Linked DNA regions of Homo sapiens: region 1 is linked to region 2. Evidence: chromatin loops called from intact Hi-C (ENCODE). Cell type or tissue: heart left ventricle. All regions are shown on one strand. Each heading gives the region's core, and the rest is flanking DNA. Links, peaks and the distances in the headings are about the cores only.

What was found. Hi-C counts contacts between places; a loop is a spot of excess contacts. Peaks named below come from ENCODE experiments on the same cell type or tissue, not always from the same donor. Only the 100,000 strongest peaks of a DNase experiment are listed, where the experiment ranks them.
Region 1: it touches region 2 in a loop (4-fold over the local background); 39 of 110 quality-filtered maps call a loop at or near these places.

Annotation. Positions count from the first base shown.
Region 1 is chr15:41,960,811-41,970,954 of GRCh38, forward strand. All of the region lies in intron 1 of EHD4 (EH domain containing 4), which reads right to left. Among named protein-coding and RNA genes, the nearest start is that of EHD4, 6.7 kb to the right of the region's middle. RefSeq lists enhancers at 7,386-7,435, 9,207-9,426. In heart left ventricle, for the core only: no CTCF peak of the experiment used is centred there; a DNase peak (open chromatin) is centred at 5,421; H3K4me3 peaks cover 1,557 bases; H3K27ac peaks cover 4,815 bases.
Region 2 is chr15:41,911,531-41,921,674 of GRCh38, forward strand. EHD4 (EH domain containing 4) reads right to left here. Exons shown (of 6, transcript NM_139265.4): 4 at 7,680-8,092. EHD4-AS1 (EHD4 antisense RNA 1) reads left to right here and starts at 9,887. Exons shown (of 4, transcript NR_120332.1): 1 at 9,887-10,144. RefSeq lists enhancers at 6,181-6,475, 7,879-8,378. In heart left ventricle, for the core only: a CTCF peak has its summit at 5,119; DNase peaks (open chromatin) are centred at 5,201, 8,042 and 8,862; H3K27ac peaks cover 8,000 bases.

The sequences.
Region 1 (10,144 bases), core at 1,355-9,354, 49 kb after region 2:
TTACAGGCGTCCGCCACACACTGGGCTAATTTTTGTATTTTTAGTAGAGACGGGGTTTTACCATGTTGTCCAGGCTGGTCTCAAACTCCTGACCTCAGGTGATCTGCCCGCCTCAGCCTTCCAAAATGCTGGGATTAGAGGTGTGAGCCACCGCGCCAGCCTCACTTACATTTTAAATGTGAAAACTAAGTTTTATTTTCATTTTTCCTTTAGTTAAATCATTGACATGTTATCACCAGGACTGTTTGTTCAGATGATGTCACCTTTGAAACTGCTGTGCCTACTAAGGGAATGGACATTAGGTCATTGAACCAATAAACTGGAATTTGCTGGGTAAAACTTTTCGTATCTCAGGCTATTTTTCCAGCTATGGATGGGATTTATACTCCTCAGGGCTGAGATGTGCTTGAAAGCACACTGCTGTCTACCCACTGCCATTACCTGTAAGTTGCTCCACTCCACCTTCCATGCTGTTTTGGGAGGAGGGTGAAAGAAAGGGAGGGGAATTTCACTAGAATCAAATCAGTTTCTTACAGTTCTATTTGTTCTTCCAGTCTTTCAGTCATGCAATGACTATTTATTGAGTGTTTTTGATGTTGTAACTTGTAATTTAGGAGTATGACAACAGACTTTAGGTTGTAAACTCTTTGATCTGGGAGTACTGTAAATCGTCATGAGGAGGTTATGGAACACAGCATATCCCAAAGTTACTTGACTATGGAACCCTTTTATTTTCTTTGAACACTTACGAATGATCTCCCACAACTGCATTCCACAGAACATAGGTTAAAGGAAAAGGCTAAAAGGCATCTAACAAACTCCATATCCATTTTGTTTTTTTCTCCAAATAGAATCATTTAAATGAAATCCTTTTAAAACTAGTAATAGATAATTTCTTAATGCAATTAATTTATAGATAAGAAGCCACCAGCTGACATAATCTCTTAAGGTGAAATAACATAGGCAATACCATTAAGATTAGAAGCTTGATATGAATGCCTACTTCCTGGTATTATGAAATATGGAACAGAAGGGGAGACAAAGTAATCATGAAGGTAACTGATACAGTTATCTATCTAGAAAACCTAAGAGAATCTACTGACAAGCTGTCAGAATAACTTCTTGAGTCAAATGACCAGATATAAAACAAAAATGTACAACTCAGTAGCTTCCTTACATATCAGCAATACCCTGCCAAAAAAAATAAGAGAAATAAAAAGCCCATTCATAAGAGCAACAGGGCATAAAATACCTAATACATTAATAAGAGCTCCATAGGACCTGTATGAGTAAATCAATCACTTTTCCAAGAAGGTCTGCGTTAAAGCAATGGTGAGCTGCTGCTTGGGAAGAGCAAATACAAAAATGTAACTTAGAGACAGAATGCAGTTCCAGGACAAATGGATCCCAGTGGGATTTTTTTTTGTTTGTTTTGAAGAACCTAACTAAGAAAGTTCTTCTCAAAGAATGACAGAAAATGAGAATTGATAGCATTTGAAAAATAAAGAGTAATGCACGCAGAAGAGTCTTGAGCTAAAATTATTAAAAAGTATTTCAAAGTGACAATATTTAAGATGGTATGGTGTTGGCATAAGAATTTACAAACAGAATAACACGAGACAAAGGTCCTAACAGACTCAATATAGTATTTAATAACTTAGCGTATGAGGAAGCCTCATGTGACAGCAGAAAAAGGTAGATTTAATAATAGTGTTAGAAAATGACAAAAGACAAAAAAAAAAAAACCCACAACAATATAATTGAGACAGATTTTACTTCCAGGTGGGTTAAAAAGTTAAATATTTAAAAAGTAATCCTATTTTAAAAAGAGCGCCCGGCCAGCCGCCCCGTCCGGGAGGGAGGCGGGGGGCAGCCCCCACCCGGCCGCCGCCCCGTCTGGGAGGTGGGGGGCGCCTCTGCCCAGCCACCCTGTCTGGGAAGTGAGGAGCCCCTCTGCCCGGCCGCCACCCTGTCTGGGAGGTGTACCCAACAGCTCATTGAGAACGGGCCATGATGAGGATGGCGGTTTTGTCGAATAGAAAAGGGGGAAATGTGGGGAAAAGAAAGAGAGATCAGATTGTTACTGTGTCTGTGTAGAAAGAAGTAGACATAGGAGACTGCATTTTGTTCTGTACTAAGAAAAATTCTTCTGCCTTGGGATGCTGTTAATCTATGACTTTACCCCCAACCCCGTGCTCTCTGAAACATGTGCTGTGTCCACTCAGGGTTAAATGGATTAAGGGCAGTGCAAGATGTGCTTTGTTAAACAGATGCCTGAAGGCAGCATACTCCTTAAGAGTCATCACCACTCCCTAATCTCAAGTACCCAGGGACACAAACACTGCGGAAGGCCGCAGGGTCCTCTGCCTAGGAAAACCAGAGACCCTTGTTCACATGTTTATCTGCTGACCTTCCCTCCACTATTGTCCTATGACCCTGCCAAATCCCCCCCTCGGAGAAACACCCAAGAATGATCAATAAATACTAAAAAAAAAAAAAAAAAAGAGGCAGGGCACGGTGGCTCACGCCTGTAATCCCAGCCCTTTGGGAGGCCGAGACAGGCAGATCACTTGAGGTCAGGTGTTCGAGACCAGCCTGGTTAACATGGCAAAACCTTGTCTCTACTAAAAAATACAAAAATTAGCCAGGCATGGTGGCCCATGCCTGTAATCCCAGCTACTTGGGAGGTTGAGGCACAAGAACCGCTTGAACTGGAAGGTGGAGGTTGCAGTGAGCCGAGAACGTGCTACTGCACTCCAGTGTGGGTGGACAGAGTGAGAGTCTGTTTCAAAAAAAAAAAAAAAAAGAATATGAGTGAACATTTCCTGAGTCTTAAGATAAACAAGGATTTTCTAACCAAAAAATAAAAGATATTATAAAAAAGGAAAAATTGTTAGATTTGATCACAAATATTAAATATATCTGCATGGAAAAACTATTACAAAAATTACAAGGCAAATTTCAAACTGGAAAAACACTTTTACAACTGTGACAAAGGATTGATATCTGTTACTGAGAAAAACATTTACATTTATTTATAAGAACAAGACCAGGGCCAGGCTCGGTGGCTCATGCCTATAATCCCAGCATTTTGGGAGGCCGAGGCAGGTGGATCATGAAGTCAGGAGATCGAGACCATCCTGGCTAATACAGTGAAACCCCGTCTCTTCTAAAAATGCAAAAAATTAGCCGGGAGTGGTGGTGGGCGCCTGTAGTCCCAGCTACTCCAGAGGCTGAGGCAGGAGAATGGCGTGAACCTGGGAGGCAGAGCTTGCAGTGAGCTGAGATCGCGCCACTGCACTCCAGCCTGGGTGACAGAGTGAGACTCCATCTCAAAAAAAAAAAAAAAAAAAAAAAAAGGACAAGACCAACACTTCAAATGAAAATTGGACAAAGTTCACAGACAATTCAGACAATTCACAAAGTAATATGGAAGACAACTATATTTTATAAGTTCAACGTCACTAGTAAGAAATAAACAAATTAAAATAAGTCTGTTCTGGCTGAGTGCCCCATGGCTCACGCCTATAATCCCAGCACTTTGGACTTTGGGAGGCCAAGGCGTGAGGATCGCTTGAGCTCAGGAGTTTGAGACCAGCCTAGACAGCACAGCGAGATCCCAACTCTACAAAAAATGAATAAATTGGCTGGGTGTGGTGGTGCAATGTACCTGTAGTCCCAGCTACTCCAGAGGCTGAGGTGGGAGGATTGCTTGAGCCCAGGAGTTTGAGGCTGCAGTGAGCTATGATGGCATCACTGTACTCCAGCCTGGGCAACAGAGCAAGACCCTATCTAAAACACTTTTTTTTCCTATCAAATTAATTTTAATTAGTTTTACTGGCAGTTTGGTGAATTACTGATCCTCATATTTCTGGTGGGAGTCTAATTTGGAATAACTGTCCTAAAAAAGAAAGATAGATACATAGATTTAGGAATATATATAAGCCTGAAAAAAAAAAAAAATATATATATATATTTTGAGACAAGGCCTCACTCAGTTGCCCAGACTGGAGTTCAGTGGTGCAATCTCAGCTTACTGCAGCCTCGACCACCTGGGCTCAAGTGATCCTCCCACCTCAGCCTCCCAGGTAACTGGGACTACAGGCATGCACCACCATGTCCGGCTAATTTTTGTATTTTTTTTTAGAGATGGGGCTCACCATGTTGCCCAGGCTGATCTTGAACTCCTGGAGTCAAGTGATTTGTCCACCTTGGCCTCCCAAAGTGCTGGGATTACAGGTGTGAGCTGCTGCGCCCAGCCTATTATCTATATTTTTTGAGGCACTAATTTATGCTTAGGCTATTCTAAGAAAAAAACTAGAAATACAAAGATTTATGGCCAAAAATGTTCAGTTCATTGCAACATTATGTATAACAGCATAAAAACAGAAACAACCTAAATGTCCAACCTGTACTATAGATTATGATGTAGTCATTGAAGTTATTTTTGAAGACTATATAATGACATAAGAAAATGCTCATCGTATCATATTAAGCAAAAAAGAACCCCATTTATTAAATTATATTTACACAATCCTCAGTTTTGTAAGCATGAATTCTATGTCTTCATCTAAGTCACTGAGAGAAATGTGAACAGATGGGGTTTGGAACGGATGGAAGGTTCAGCAAAGTCAGCCTCCCTTTTCTGGGTTGAGGCTAGCCCTCTTCCATTCCTCCATTAACTGAACCTTCATCTGGCAATGGTTCCCAAATGTTTCCTAGGGGAGGGCACATAAGAATTACTGTGAGAGATGGTTTAGAAAAACAAAAACAGATTTTGGAGCCTGACCCACAGAGATTTCGACTCAGGAGGTCTGAGGTGGGGCCCTGGAATCCGTGTCAAAAGGCCTCCAAGTGATTCTGATGCACAGCCACGTGCAGAAGGAACCACGGCCTTCTGGTTCGAGGTTTTGAAAAGGACATTGAACACCTTTTGTAAGTCAGCTTCTGAATGTGAGTTAGGGAAGATAATGTCAGGATGGAAAAAGCCTTCCCCCTCCTACATTTCTCCAAATACTCTGTTGCTGCTTGTCAGGTGGATGATGTGACAACTGGCCCAGCTGCTGGCCTGCAGCGCTTCCCTGCTCGGACTGCAGCTGCCAGCGCTCCCCTGCCCACCCCCCGCCCCACCTACTCACCTCCTGCCTACCCCCACCACCCCACCCAGCCCCGCCTACCCTGCAGCTCCTTGCCCTGCTCTTCAGGACTTTTGCTCCAAGTCTTGCCTCCTCTTTGTCTTCTGAGATGCCAGCTGCTCCCTCTCCATGGCTTCCCTTCTGTCCACTTTTCATTCTGCTGAGGTTGTGCTTGTCTTTACCCAAACCCCTGTGATGCTTGTGGCCAGGCCTCCTTCCCCCAGGCCTAGCTGCTGAGAATTTGACGCCTCACATCCCACTCATTCCTCAACCCGCGCCATCTGGCTTCCTTCACCACCACTCACAGGCACACCTCTTGGCAAGGTCACCTGGCTCCCAAAGGCTAATCTACTGGTTCTGTTTCAGTCCTTTTCCTGGAAGCATCTGACACTACTGACCACCACCTCTCTCCCTGGCTTTTGTGGGGGTCATCGTTGCTTTACTTGCCTCGTATCCCCTTTTCTTGGTAGCAGCATCCTCAGGAGCTGCCTTCCCCAGCTCTCAGGCCACGTGGTTGGTGGGGCTGACCTCCCCACTCCCCACATTTCATGCCCCTGCCCCTAAGGATTGGTTCAGGGATGGGCATATGGTCAGGGTCAAACCAATGAGACTCAAGCCTGAGACTTTTACTGGGGCTGCTGAGCCAGCAGAATTCGAGGCTGGAAATGGAGGTGGCCGCCTGCCCACCCCTGAGAAGGAACACAACATGAGGAGGGCCACAGAGCCAACAGAGTCCTGGTGTGTCTCCTGCAGTCCTGGGCCAAGCCTGAAGCTTGCACATCCTGGTCTGATGGGTTTCAGGAAAACGTTCTTATCTTTTTATCTAAGCTAGCTTTGGTTGGATTTCTGTCACTTGCAACCTAAAGAGATCTGAGACAGCACTGAGCCACTACCCTCCCAGGCAATTACCCACCTCTTTGGTACTTTCCCCGGAGGGTCTCCACAAGCTCTGCTTCCTCTCACTTAAGAGTCCTGTGCAAGGACTTCTACTTCCCAGATGCTGGCTACTAAATGCTGACACTCCCAAGTCAACAGACCAGCCCAGATATCTCCCTGAGCTCCAGACCCATGTCTTACCCCTCATGGACATCGCCACCTTGGTGTCCACTCAAACATGACAGGTCTAAATCTAAACTTATCATTATGCCCCATCCTTCCTCTTCTTGGATCCCCATCTCAGTGAACAGCTGTACTCCCCAGTTACCCCAGAAACCGAGGCCTCATGGGTGACACCTCCCCACCCTCACTCCCTGGCCCTCTTTGGGCAGCTAATTCTCTGCTCATTCCTCAGGGCTCAGCTTTTAGGCTGCATTCTCAGGGAGGCAGCCTTTTCCAACCCGCAAGCCTGAATGAGGGGGTCCCTCCTATGCCCCCAGCCACCCTGTGTTTCTAGTGTTACAGCCCTTGTCACTCAGAGCTGTGGCCTGTTGACTCTCTTCTGTGATGGCTGGCCCCAACCCTGAAATCAAGATCATTTGAATAAATGAACACTAGCATCTGTAGGTGTGATCTTATATTGTATATTGAAAATATAGTCTAATTTTCTGTAAAAATTAAATATCTCAATATTTTAGAGAGATCTGTAAAGGGTATAATATTTGGAACAGAAGATTGATTTTCAGGAGCCCCAGTATCTGGATGAGTGTGAGAACCACTAAATAGGACCCATAGTTTTTCTGTGTGAGATTTTATTTTTTTAAAAATAGATGAACCAGGCTGCCTATTAGTGAATGCCTTCACTTCCCTTTTCCTTAATTACTGAGTCTAGAAACTTATCAAGGGAATGAAGCAGGCCTTTGTTCCTATTCAGAATCCATTTCCCTGCTTTTTTGAAAATGAGAACATCTGCCTGCTTCCAGTGTTCCAATACTTTTCATATTCTTCACAATTTCTTAAAAGCCACCAAATACAGTTCTTTGAGCAGAAATGCAAGTTCTTTCATCCATGTGTCCGGCCAGAGATTTCCTGAACCTCGCCTGTGGCAGGCCCTGGGAGAGCTCCTCAGCCTGTGGTTTTAATCCCCTCTTGAACACAGCTGGGCTCCCTTCTGCCATCTCTGGGGCATTTTCTTTGAGGAAAAGGAGGAAGCTGAGTAGTTCTGCTTTCTGTTAATATTGCAGCAAGAGCCCATGAGTGGGCCGATCACTTCCTGATTCTTGTTCTTGTTCTAATCATACCTTAAAAGGCTTTTTTAATGTCCAAGGCACTTTTACCTTCTCAGCCCACTCCAGCTTCTTGATCCTTCATACCGCCCATAAACCTTGTCTGCACCCTTGCACATGCACCCCTGCCCCTTTTTTCCCCTATTAAATACTATAGTTAAATGTTAATATCTAAAGTTTTTAAACACAATTACGGTATCAAGCATTTTATTAAAAATTTTTATCATACTTTGATTTTACCAACTTGAGTGTTATGAACAATGAACATGTTTATACATTGACAAGAATACTCATACAGGGATTGTGGGATGGCTACTTTCACTCCCTTTTCCCTCATCTTTACTCCTTTTTTTTTTTTTTTTTGTAGAGATGGGGTCTCACTATGTTGCCCAGGGTGGTCTTGAACTCCTGAGCTCAAACGATCCACCTACCTCAGTCTCCCAAAGTGTTAGGATTACAGGTGTGAGCCACTGCACCTGGCCCCTCATCTTTACTCTTTAGTTCCTTTGCCCTTGGGTTCTTCTAGCTTATTTCTACTTTGTTTTCTTTCTGGCATCCATTTCTATTTTAAATTATTACACATAGATGCAGAAATTACTTGGCTGGCGCTAGTTGCAGAATCATGAAAATTAAATCACATGATGCTTAGTGTTGAAAGACTGAATTGTTTTGGTTTTTTATTGAGATATAATTCATATACCAGAAAATTTATTCTTTTACAGGGTGCACTCCTTTAGTATATTCACAAAGTTGTGCAACCAATATCATTATCCAATTTCAGAACATTTTCATCACATCAAAGAGAAACTCCACGCCCACTAACAGTCATTCTCTATTTCGTTTGCATGCGGCTATCCAGTTGTCCTAGCACCATTTGTTGAACTATAGTTTCCCCCATTGTTCTAATAGTTTTTAAGTGGTTTCTTAGGATTCTCTACATAGAAGATCATGTCATCTGCAAAGAGTTTTACTTTTTTCTCTCCAGTCTGGGAGTTTATTTCTTTTCTTGCCTTATTTCCCTGCTCTCTACCCTTTTAAAGCCTATATAGTTTCTTGAGTGACTTCCCTCTTTTTTCCTCATTAGAATAAGTTTTCTGGGGAGAGGGAACAGAGCATATGAAGGGAGAAAGTGGAGCTCTTAAAAATGTGTAGTTTGGGATGGGGCGCGGTGGCTCACGCCTGTAATCCCAGCACTTTGGGAGGCCAAGGCGGGCAAATCACCTGAGGTCGGGAGTTTGAGACCAGCCTGACCAACATGGAAAAACCCCATCTCTACTAAAAATACAAAATTAGCCAGGCGTGGTGGCACATGCCTGTAATCCCAGCTACTCGGGAGGCTGAGACAGAAGAATTGCTTGAACCCGGGAGGGGGAGGTTGCGGTGAGCCGAGATCATGCCATGGCACTCCAGCCTGGGCAACAACAGCGAAACTGTCTCAAAAAAAAAAAATTGTGTAGTTTGCATTCATTTCAAATGGACTTCATACTTTTTCAGTGGAAATGTCTTCCTTCACAGCACCTGGGGCCAGGGATTTTCTGGAGGAATCTTTGAAATCTGTTTTCCTCAAGTTTTGGACACAAGCCTGGGTGAGCTCCATATCCATCCTTCCTCGGCTAGTACAGAGTCTAAGATGACATGGTCACTTTCCCCCATGCCCATCTCCCCTCCTTCTCTGGCCAATTCTTTATTGCCAGTCAAAGGCAGAAGAGCCAACAGCAATAAGAGAAGATTCCCACCATGTCAGCACAGGTTCTGTGTCATCAGTGACCTCTTGGAATGTGCAGGAAGCCAGGGAGATAAGAATCTATGGCTATGTAGATTAGGTACACCCCACAGCCAAGTATGAGCTTCTAGGGCCCAATCGCTAGAAGCAAACAACCCAGACCACTAACCAGGCTCTAACTAAGGCAGGATCCAGGATGCTCAGCACCCTGGGCCAACCCTTCCGCTCAAGATGAATCCATGGTTCATTTACAGTGTCTGGGGTGATATTTAATTCCAAGTTCACAAGTCTCCAGGGTAGCTGCCCTTTTGTTTGGGGATTTCCTCCCGGGTGCTAAATCACTTCCTCCTAGCTCCAATCTGAAAAGCAATTCAGGTCTCCTGTGGCCTCACCAAGCTTCCTGCCCACACTGATTTTCTTCTAACCTCACTGGTCTACCTTGTGTACATCACCTAACAACAAAGCCACTTAGCTCAAGGAAAGCCTCAAGAACAAATGGCTTCCTAATAAGGTGATTCCTCCCTCACCCTAGGGTGGCCCACAGCTCCAGCACCTGCTGAGAGGTGGCCAATTTGGATGAGGTAGCTGCCAGGAATCAAATCTCAGAACCCTTCATAAAACTGCGCTTAGCTATTCCACAAATTTCTCCAAATAATGAAACAGAGAGAAGAGTGAGAATATAATGAGAGAGAAATCTGGAAAAATACAAAAGATAAATTCATGTTCCTGTGAGTTGTATTCATCTTCCTGGGAGTTGATAATCAGGCTGGCTAGCTATCCAGTCTATGGGAGCAGAGAGAGGGCTGCATTATCTCCAGGTTGGCACAGCATCTAGCAGGGGCTCCCTGATGACACCTGGGCACAACAAGGACCTCACAGCAAAGACAAACAGGAGGAAATGCCTAGGGTGTGGGGACATGCCACCACTAAATTACAAAAATATATGCCTTTCTTCTTTGTATGTTTCAACAGTACCGCTTCCCACTCTTGTACCACTTGGCCATAACACTTTATTATCCCTAGTACCTAAAAACTAGACAGTATTACTGAGACCTTAAATGTGACATTTGTCATCTTTCAAGGTGCCAGTTACTGTAATACAGCTATGGTTCATTTTGAGTGTC
Region 2 (10,144 bases), core at 1,399-9,398:
AGCTGCCACGTTCCATCAGGGAGAACCAGCTGCTCACCAGCTGTCCTTGCATCATTTCCTTGGCCTCCACCTTCCTGGAAATTCTGGATTGGGCCTATGAGTATGTTCTCTATGTATACCTATGTATACCTCTCTCTTCTGTGCTCAGGCTCACCCCACCCTGGAGCCACCCCAAGGGAAGCAGGAGGCCCCCACAGCTGCTCAGTCTCCCAAACACAAGGGCTTCTTATTGAGACCACCCCCTTCCCTGCTCTGGGGCCTAGCCCTGGAGCAGCTGCCTAGGCCTCTGTAGGGCTTCCCAAGAGCCCTCACCACGTACTAGTAAGGTACCTCTGAGCCGCCAGGCCCCAGCTCAGGGAGGGCTTAGTTCCCGCTCATCTGGCTGACTCCTCACCCACTCCCTGCCGCCCACCCCCCGAGGTTGGGCACACTGTTCCTGAACACTCCCTGGTGCCCAGGGCCTGCTTTACCTGCACTGAACTCAGCTGATGTGCACCTGCCACACCCTTCACCCACTGAGTGTCACCTGATCCCTCGTCTCAGGCCTCATGGTGTTTGCTGGCTGATGACCGAGGTGGCCCCGACACTAGGCCTTCACAGCCCTGATAAACCTGGGGCTGATCTTGTGCCAGGTCTCAACTCCCTCCTCCTTCCGCCAGCTTGGTGCCACCTGAGTCATGACCCTTAGGTGACCTGCTCACACTGCAGCTGCTCTCGGTCCCAGCCTCCACTTCTAGGAAGTTCTGTTAGCGAGGTTTGTGGAAGTCTCCTGTTACGCTGCCTCTGCATGTCCACCCGCGTCCTGCCCTTCCTGGTGCGCCCTAAACAATAACCCAGGGCCAACTTCTGTGCACAGACCTGCTTTCAGAAGTTCATCAAGTTGGCCAGGCACGATGGCTCATGCCTGTAATCCCAGCACTTTGGGAGGCTGAGGCAGGTGGGTCACTTAAGGTCAGGAGTTTGAGACTAGCCTGGCCAATGTGGTGAAACCCTGTCTCTACTAAAAATACAAAAATTAGCTGGGTGTGGTGGTGTGCTCCTATAGTCTCAGCTACTCGGGAGGCTGAAGCAGGAGAATAGCTTGAACCCGGGAGGCAGAGGTCACAGTGAGCTGAGATTGCCCCACTGCACTCCAGCCTGGGTGACACAGCAAGAATCCATCTCAAAAAAAGAAAAAAAAATTCATCAAGTCACAAGGTAAATTATAATCCTTAGCATCATGAAATACTGAATCTGGAAGTGACCCCCCAATATCTACTTTAATTCCTGGTTCCAGGACATCCATGTGACTCACTCAAGGTCATACAGCTAGTTGGTAGATACAGAGCTGGCACTAGCATCCAAGTGCCTCGTTCCTGTCCCTAAAGAACTAATGACTCCCTGTGGGTATGCCCTGTGGGTATGCATTAATAATCTTACTGAAGTTGTTCAAAATCTGGAATTCAAAATGAACTGTGTCCCATAGAATGAGTCTGGAAAACTTTGATCTGAGGTTTGACTTCTGCTCGTGCCTAATTCACTGAGAGGCTTTGGAAGGGTCCTTTATTCTCCCTTTCCCCACACATCAAACACGGACACAATGATGGCACACAAACGTCGGGACACCACGTGGGAATGCGGGTGAAGACTGCGAGCTGCTGGCAGGATGGCATCCTGTCATTTTCTAAAGTCTTCTGGTAAACAGACGGGACAGCTTGAATGACTAAAATCCACAGTCAGCCTCCAGAGATCACTCCTGCAATTATGTGTCAAAGGTGTCTCCAAATACATGCCAGACCCAGGGCCAGACCTGGTGGTTGTCCCTGGGGAAGGAGGTGGAAACACTTGGGTCTTCTGACCTTTATAATGAGAGAAAACTAATTGGGAAGAGGAGGAGTACGAAAGAGAAGAGGGGGACTAGACCTGGAGCTTGAAGATGAGGCTCAGGCCCCGTGACCACTGCCTACCCACTGAGCAACTTGGGGCCAGGCATGGCATCTCCACCTCAGCGTGCTCATCCACAAATTAGAAATGACAACAACATTCATCTCACAGAGTTATTATGAGAATAAAAGAGGTCATGTATTTGAATGCACTCTGCTCACTAGAAAGAGGAGCAAATGTTAACTTGTTATCAACTAATGGCCAAAGACCAACAGCTGGAGGTACAGTAATGAGAGAGAGGGCTCCCGGCTGGTTACTCCTTACCAAATAATTAATAAACTCTCTCTATTTAAATAGTAATATAATGAATTTGGGTTCCAAGTGTTTAATTTACATTGACCCCTGGGGGCTTTTGAACATTCGTATCTTGTTCAAGTCATCCTTTGCCTTGTGTAAACTTGCAGAAGCCCTAAGGCATCTAATGGGGATGACTGGGGGAAATCAAATGGATCAAAATGACAAAATGACAATTTTTCTCTAGGCTAATAACTCAATGAGCAGAAAGGAAAGTCCTTCCTTTTAAATGTATATGAATGTATATGTAGTTCACACGTACACTCTGACACAGATCTCATTGTGTCCAATGATGTGTGTGTGTGTGTGTGCCTCCAAGACTGAGACACATGTACTAAAGAGTGATACTGGCCACATCTACTCTGGGCTTGGAGGGTAACTTCAGCGAGTGCTGGATGCTGGAAGCGACCAGTGCTGGAATGAAAAGCTTCATGGAATGTGAGGATCAGGCAGTAGTTTGGGGAAGGCGGGCTGGGAAGGCATGGTGACACACTGTGCCACGCTCATCTGCAAACTTAACGCAACCTGCTGGAGACCTGCGGCTGGAAGCCCAGCTCTGGAAACCTGCATAGAGTATTTAAAGCCAGGGTATCAGCACGTTTATAAAGTGGGTTTATGATAATATAAAAAATTCAGTTAATAAGCCTGAGACCCAAAAGATGAACCCATGGGGTAACAAGAGTGTGAGACTGTGAGAGGCAGAGAAGGGCAGCTGACTTGAGCAAGGGTTTGTTATTCTGCTCAGATCAAAACTGGCACCAATGGCACGTGTAATTCCGTGCAGCCTTAAAGGGGACCGGAGGGGGCTGCACACTTGTCTGAGGTCAACCTTCAAAGAGACAGGCTTCCATTTATGGGCTCAAGCACTGACACACACACATCCACAGTAGCTCAGGGCTGCTGACTGAGTTATTTTTAGAGCCCTGCCGAGGACTAGGCAATACCAGGATCTTCATGATCCATTATATCATGATTCTCACACGCTTTAGCCTGAATCCATTTGGTGCACAAAAAATGCCTCATTTCTTTACAGGAGAATTTTTTTTTTTTTTTTTTGAAATGGAGTCTTGCTTTGTCGCCCAGGCTGGAGTGCAGTGGCACGATCCTGGTTGACTGCAACCTCCAACTCTTGGGTTCAAGTGATTCTCCTGCCTCAGCCTCCTGAGTAGCCAGGATTACAGGCGCCCACCTCCACGCCCAGCTAATTTTTGTATTTTTTGTAATTTTTTTGTAATTTTTTTTGTAATTTTTGTATCCAGCACTTGCTGAAGTTACCCTCCAAGCCCAGAGTAGATGTGGCCAGTATCACTCTTTAGTACATGTGTCTCAGTCTTGGAGACACACACACACACACACACACACACATCATTGGACACAATGAGATCTGTGTCAGAGTGTAAGTGTGAACTACATATACATTCATATACATTTAAAAGGGAGGACTTTCCTTTCTGCTCATTGAGTTATTAGCCTAGAGAAAAACTGTCATTTTGTCATTTTGATGACATTTAGTAGAGACGGGGTTTCACCATGTTAGCCAGGCTGGTCTCGAACTCCTGACCTCAAGTGATCTGCCCGCCTTGGTTTCCTGAAGTGTTGGGATTACAGGTGTGAGCCACCGTGCCCAGCCTATAGACAAGAAAGCCAGGCTGTGCACATCACATGTGACTGAGAAGAGTCTACATTTGAAAGAATAAGCTAAATTCCACAGAACTACAGTGAACCTTGAAAATCACTGACCTCTCCTCTTCTTTCTCAGTTTTACTTGTTTCTTCCTCAAATGTTGCCTCATTTTTGTTGAGCAAAGATCTCCAAATGGGTGACAGCCTTTCCTATTCTTGGGCAATACGCTTCTAAAGGGTGGGGTCTGATAGTGAACTTGCATTGTTTGGGATTTGTATGAGTCTAATTTCTTTAATTTGGCTATTTTAATTATAGCTGAATAAAAGTAAATGACATGTTCCAAACCCTTTTTTGGGCTTTCCCAAAACAGCTTCCTTTAAAGAATCATGAAATGAACCCTGATTGGCATCTCAGAGTGTGAGCCGTCTTCCAAGAAGGATGTCTACTGAGATTGTAAGAAGTGATCTTTGAGGCTAACCAAAAACCCACTCTAAAGTTTCCCTGTTCCTTAAATACAGAGATGTGAAAAAAATATACAAACAGAAAAAGAAGGGAAATAAACTTCAAGAGCTCTTTGGGAAGAGTATCTATCTACTTTTCATATTATTAAAATGTCACCTTTATGACACTTCGAGTTTGATTAAAACGGCGCACTTGCTTTATCTGGATGGGCCATGAATCCTGGTTAATTATGGTGTTCTATAAATAAACATACTCCACAACCCAACTCAGACTTGACATCTCTTAGCTGACATCTGAAAACTTACCCTTTGCATGTTTTCAAAGTGTCAGCTTGATAAACCTAAACTTTGTAGGGTTTCTGTGGATGGAGACTTTTATGGAATAAATAGATTAACAGATCAGTGCAGAAAACAAGGACACAGGGAGGAGGTACTGTAGCTGCTGTTCACTCCCGATTTCAGGTGACTGCTTTCTGGACTGAGGTGTCACACTGACCGAGGTTTGAACGTATACTTTGCAGCTTACAGGCTGTGAAGCCTCGGGGACATAACTTCACCTTTCTGAGCTTCCGTTCCCTCAGGTGGGAAATGAGGACAAAAATGCCCAACTGTGTAGTTGTCAACAGGATCAAACAAAAAAACACACATAATGCAGACTACAGAGCTTTGGAACAGTTGGTGTGAAAAAGGAAAACTGGATCAAGAGAAAGGTTAATAAACCAAAATAAAAGCACTTTTGGAAAATATAAACACTCCAAAAAGAAAAACTCAGGTAAGCATCTGTCCATTTAAGCAGAAACAAGTTCAGCGGTGGAACATGAAACTGCAGGTGGCGTGAGGTCAATGTCATGAGTTAGTGGCCAAGGCCGCCGTGCTGAGTCCGGCTTCTCCTCCGGGTGAGCCCGCTTCCTGTCCCCGTTCCTCAGCATGGCACTGCCCACGAGCAACTGGCACTGAGAAGCTCCGGCTGCAAATACCCATACTTCAAACATTTTCCTTTGTGAAAAGGAACAAGCCAGATACTATTCTTAGGAAGAAAAAAACCACAAGCCTTTTTCCTGCAAGTAAGCTCAGCAAGTTTGACCGTCCCCCACTCCCTGCATCCACACAAGGGTTTTCATTATTCACAGTGTCAGAATACAGAGCAGCGTTCTGTGCCTCCAAACCCAGGCCGCGCTGGCCCGTTCAGAGGGCCCGAGGCTCAAGGATGGCAGGGAAGCTCTACGGGTTAAGGCGCTTGGCATTTCCAGCGAGCTTTCTGCTCCTTATTTATTTATTTATTTATTTATTTATTTATTTATTTATTTGAGACAGAGTCTCACTCTGTCGCCTAGGCTGGAGTGCAGTGGCACGATCTTGGCTCACTGCAACCTCCACCTCCTGGGTTCAAGCGATTCTCCTGCCTCAGCCTCCTGAGTAGCTGGGATTACAGGTGCCTGCCACCATGCCTGGCTAATTTTTGTATTTTTAGTAGAGACGGGGTTTCAATATGTTGGCCAGACTGGCCTTGAACTCCTGACTTTGTGATCCACCCGCCTCCGACTCCCAAAGTGCTGGGATTACAGGCGTAAGCCACCGTGCCCGGCCTCCTTATTTATTTATATGACTGAATACAGCAGCATCTCCAGTCACTGGGTCTTCATTTACCAATAACTGGTAAATGAAGAATGTCCATGAGCATTTAAAAATAGTTTTAAAAAATCTCAAAATCTGCAAAGGCTATGACATGAGTCACCAACTTTGGTTATAAACTAATGTGGGGTGTCACACACCTTGAAGGTTGTTCAGTTGTACCTGCTGGAGAAAGGAAACACCACAAACCAAGGGATCACCGAGTGGAAAAACAGCCTTCCTGCTACCAAGCATTAGGCCCAGGACAAGGGCGAGGGCAAAATCATTTCAGGAGAGCTGCACGTAAGTGGATTTACAAACTAGTTAGCACATCTGCCTTGCAGAACTGGAGCAAAAATGGCTTGTAGCTCTGGAAAGGAAGCCACTTGGACCAGGAAGAACAGATAAAGAAGGATGACTCACACAAGCACCACACCACTGCAGGTTAGCTGAGCCATATGGGAGGAATGCATGCACACGCACTGGGACACACGTGACAGAGAGGGACACAGGACATCGAGGTCCTGTGTGAGGGGCAGCAGCAGCCAGGACGGTGTTTGTTTTCACCCAGGCAAGAGGCTGCCCAGTGAGCACACTGGCACGAGGACAGGCTGCTAATGAGCAGCAAGAAGGAGGAAGAATTGTCCCCACCTTGGCTGTCCCCATCAGGGAAGCCCTCCCTGCCTCCTGGCCAGGCACGTAGTCACCCTTCCCAGAGCACTCATGGCAGCATCCATACCATGACTGGCACATAGCCAATCACCCAGGGAGCTTTACACACACACACACACACACACACACGCGCATGTTTACACACATGCATATTCACACAAGGCCATGTGTGCACGCACACCCCTATATCCGAGGCTCTGGGGCAGGGCCTGGGAATGTATGTTGCTTCTGATGATCAGCCAGGTTTGAACTTCACTAGGACTAGATAAAACTCTAAAGGCACTTCCAGCATTAGAGGACAATGATTTTATGAAACATGCACATATTTTTTAAAGAGCCATTTTTTTCTCTGTATTTTCTCTTGGAGGAGGGATATGCTTTTCTCTCTTTGGAGACATGAATTGACTCTGTCACTTGAGGGATGTCAGCAGGTCACCTCTCACTGCCCCATTGGGCACACACTCCTGGGGCTGCTGAAAGGCTCAGCTATGAGGCAGGCGAGCCAGGAGCCCAGGCATGCAGGCTAACAGCCCGCAGCCCAGAATGAGGATGCGGGGGTGACCCAAAACCAGCACACTCCAAGAGTAAGACTGAGCCATACTTCTTCCCAGGGCTCCCCTGGATCCAGGTGGTAACACTGGCCTTTGGTGCACGGGGACTAGCAGTGGCCTCTCAGCATCCTGTTGGTCTCACCAATGCCACCTCTTTCAGGTTTGGTTGGTTATATTCCTATCGTCCTGACATCCTAACAGCTACCATGTAGTGGGTGCACTGATTGATCCCCCTCCCTGTGCACCAGGCACTATGCCAAGTGCTCTGTCACACTGACCAACTGTCACCCCAAGTTCTTGTGAAGTGCTCTTATTAGCTCCATGGTACAGATTGGAGAACAGGGTTAGTCATCTGCCCAGGAGTGCAGAGCCAGGAGCTAGGGTGTCAGCAGGGCCACCTGACCTCGAGGCTGTATTCTTAACCTAGCGCATGTTCATTCCTTAAGCCTTCTGGAACGAAGCCTCCTCCCACCCATCTTGCCTCTGGAGAGGAGACAGCAGAGTCCCAGCCCCTGGCCTCTGTGCAAGGCATCTCCTGGCTTACCTTGGCCAGCCTCGCTCGCTTGATGAGGTCGTTGAGCTTGCGCACCGCTGCCTTCTGGGGGAGGCTCTGGATGTCTCTAAAGAGGTCCTGGGCCTCAGCCTCGAAGAGCCGGCGGTTGTCCGTGTTCTGCAGGGGCTGCGCCCAGAAGGAGCCAATGTAGACGCGCAGTACCTCGGGCGTGTTGATGACCTTGCCTAGGGACCACATGAGGGCCCCGTAGACCCGCATCAGCTGCTGCGTGTCCACTTGGTCGGCCTTGTTCAGCACGACACGGATCTTGTCGTCCTGGCCCCGGAAGGCCTTGATGGCCTCTGAGAATTCATCTGAGATGTCCAGCTTGTGAGCGTCAAAGAGCAGGATGATCCTGTCCACCCTCTCGGCAAACCACTGCAGGACCTGGCAGAAGTCATAGCCTGGGTGGAGAGAAGGACACGTCAGTGTAGCCACTGCTGCAGGAGACACGTTTAATGGGCGGCTCAGGAACAGTCTCGCTCTCCAGCAGCTGCCAGGGAGAGAGCCCTGTCTCCAACCTGGAGGCAGTGGAGGCCTGGTGACATGAAAATCACGGGCTGGATGAATCCGGGTGGGAAGGACCTGGGGAGCCCTTCCACAGGAGGAGGGAGGAAAGAGAATGGGGCTCATGGTCACTTTGGGAATTGCTGACTTTCATATCTGCGATTTCATTTAGTCCTCATGAGTGTTTTATTTCACCTAATACAGACCTTTTGCTTGATGGCAGAATTGATCAATGGTTTTATAAAAACACAGGCCATGGGTCAAAAGATCTTACTTCTGAAAAGTCTCACTTTTCTGAAAGCCCCAAATACAGAAGAAAGAGAACCAGAGGCCACCTGGCATCCCATGGGGGTATCCAGTAAGCATAACAGAAGAGGCATCGCCTTCAATTAACCCAAGTTTGTAGAGTGCTGAGGAGGTCAAAGGTTGGCCCAGCCAGTGTTGTGATCAATATTTATCTTTGGACTATTTATAACTCAGGTATATTGTGAATATTTTTTTAACATTACGTATCACAGCCATTGTGTAAAATGGTCTCTTGCCAATTTCTTTTTTTAAAATGGCCTGGCCCACAGCAAATTCTGTCCAGCCTATTCTGACCACCTCCACAAATCATGCAGCTGCATAAACACTCTTCAGCCCAAGGTCAAGGCTCTCAGGCCTTTCCCCAGGGAGGCAGATTCCCACGAAAAGCAAACAAGAGGAGGCCAAGCCCACAAAGTTGACTTTTAATCTCAGTCTGACTAGTTGCAGAAGCAGAGTCTCAATCCAGCCCAGCTAGTGCTGAGATGTCACCTGCCTGACCCCCATGCTAGGGGTCGTCTCCCCTCTTCTTTTAGATTTTGAAAACTTTCAAACATACATAAACATCTGTAAGTCATATAATGAATGCTGATGTACCTACCACATAATTTTAACAAATGTTGACACTTTGCTTTGTTTGCTATTTCAGATATGTTTTAAAACCAAGTATCGTTTCTTTAGATAACAAAATACCATACGGTGGTGAGAAGGAACTAGATCTTCACTTGTCAACACAGGTAAATCTCCAGAAAAGAACAAGAGTAAAAGCTTAGTTTCAAAAGGACATATACAGCATGATAACATTCATGTAAAATGTTAAAATACAAAATACTCAACCATCTGTGGATACAGACTATAGCACAAATACAAAAATGTCAACATCGATTGTGAGACCCTGGTTGGCTGTGGGGGTGGAGAAGGTGTGAATCCAAGGCAGAGGAAAAAGTATCTGAGGTGAATAATCTATTAGGTGAAAATAAAGAGGGTCTGCGGACTAAGGTTTCCATGCATTTGAAGAACAGGTGTTAGAGGAATAGCTGAACAAGCAAACTGGATTCAGGTCCATTTTTCATAAAGAAAACAAGACAGTTGGTAACGCTGAAGCCCCCTGTGCACCCCTCCCTGAGCCCTTCCCCCCACTAGCAGGCCGCTGTCCTGAGTGTGGTGTTTATGCCGCCACACGCGTGGATACTTCCAGTTCATGCTTTTCATTTCTCTGTTCTGTCTCACTGCGGCACTCCCTGACTCCTTGGGGATAAGGAAGACAAAGGCAGTTCTCGGAATGTGGGCCAGAGTTTATTTTCATTGCTGTCAGCAGCCAGTTTAGGTCAGAGGAATATCAAAGACCTACTGACAGGGTCACACATAGTCAAGGTTTCACTCTGAGTTCTGTCCCTGAAAGGCCAGAACAAACTGCCTCCTAGGGTAACACTAAGTGCTACTGCCATTTGAGACAGACGTGTGCACAGACAGCCCTAGCTCACAGGATTGTAGGTCCCCAGCGGATGAATGAACTGGCTGTTTGCTGGGTGCCGGGAAGATGCTTTGGAGCCACCCATAGATGGACCTGCATGGGGACTTGCTTTTCCAGGAGAGATGATTGATTCACCATGCTGACCTGACCACTCTCCCACGTGGTCTTCCTA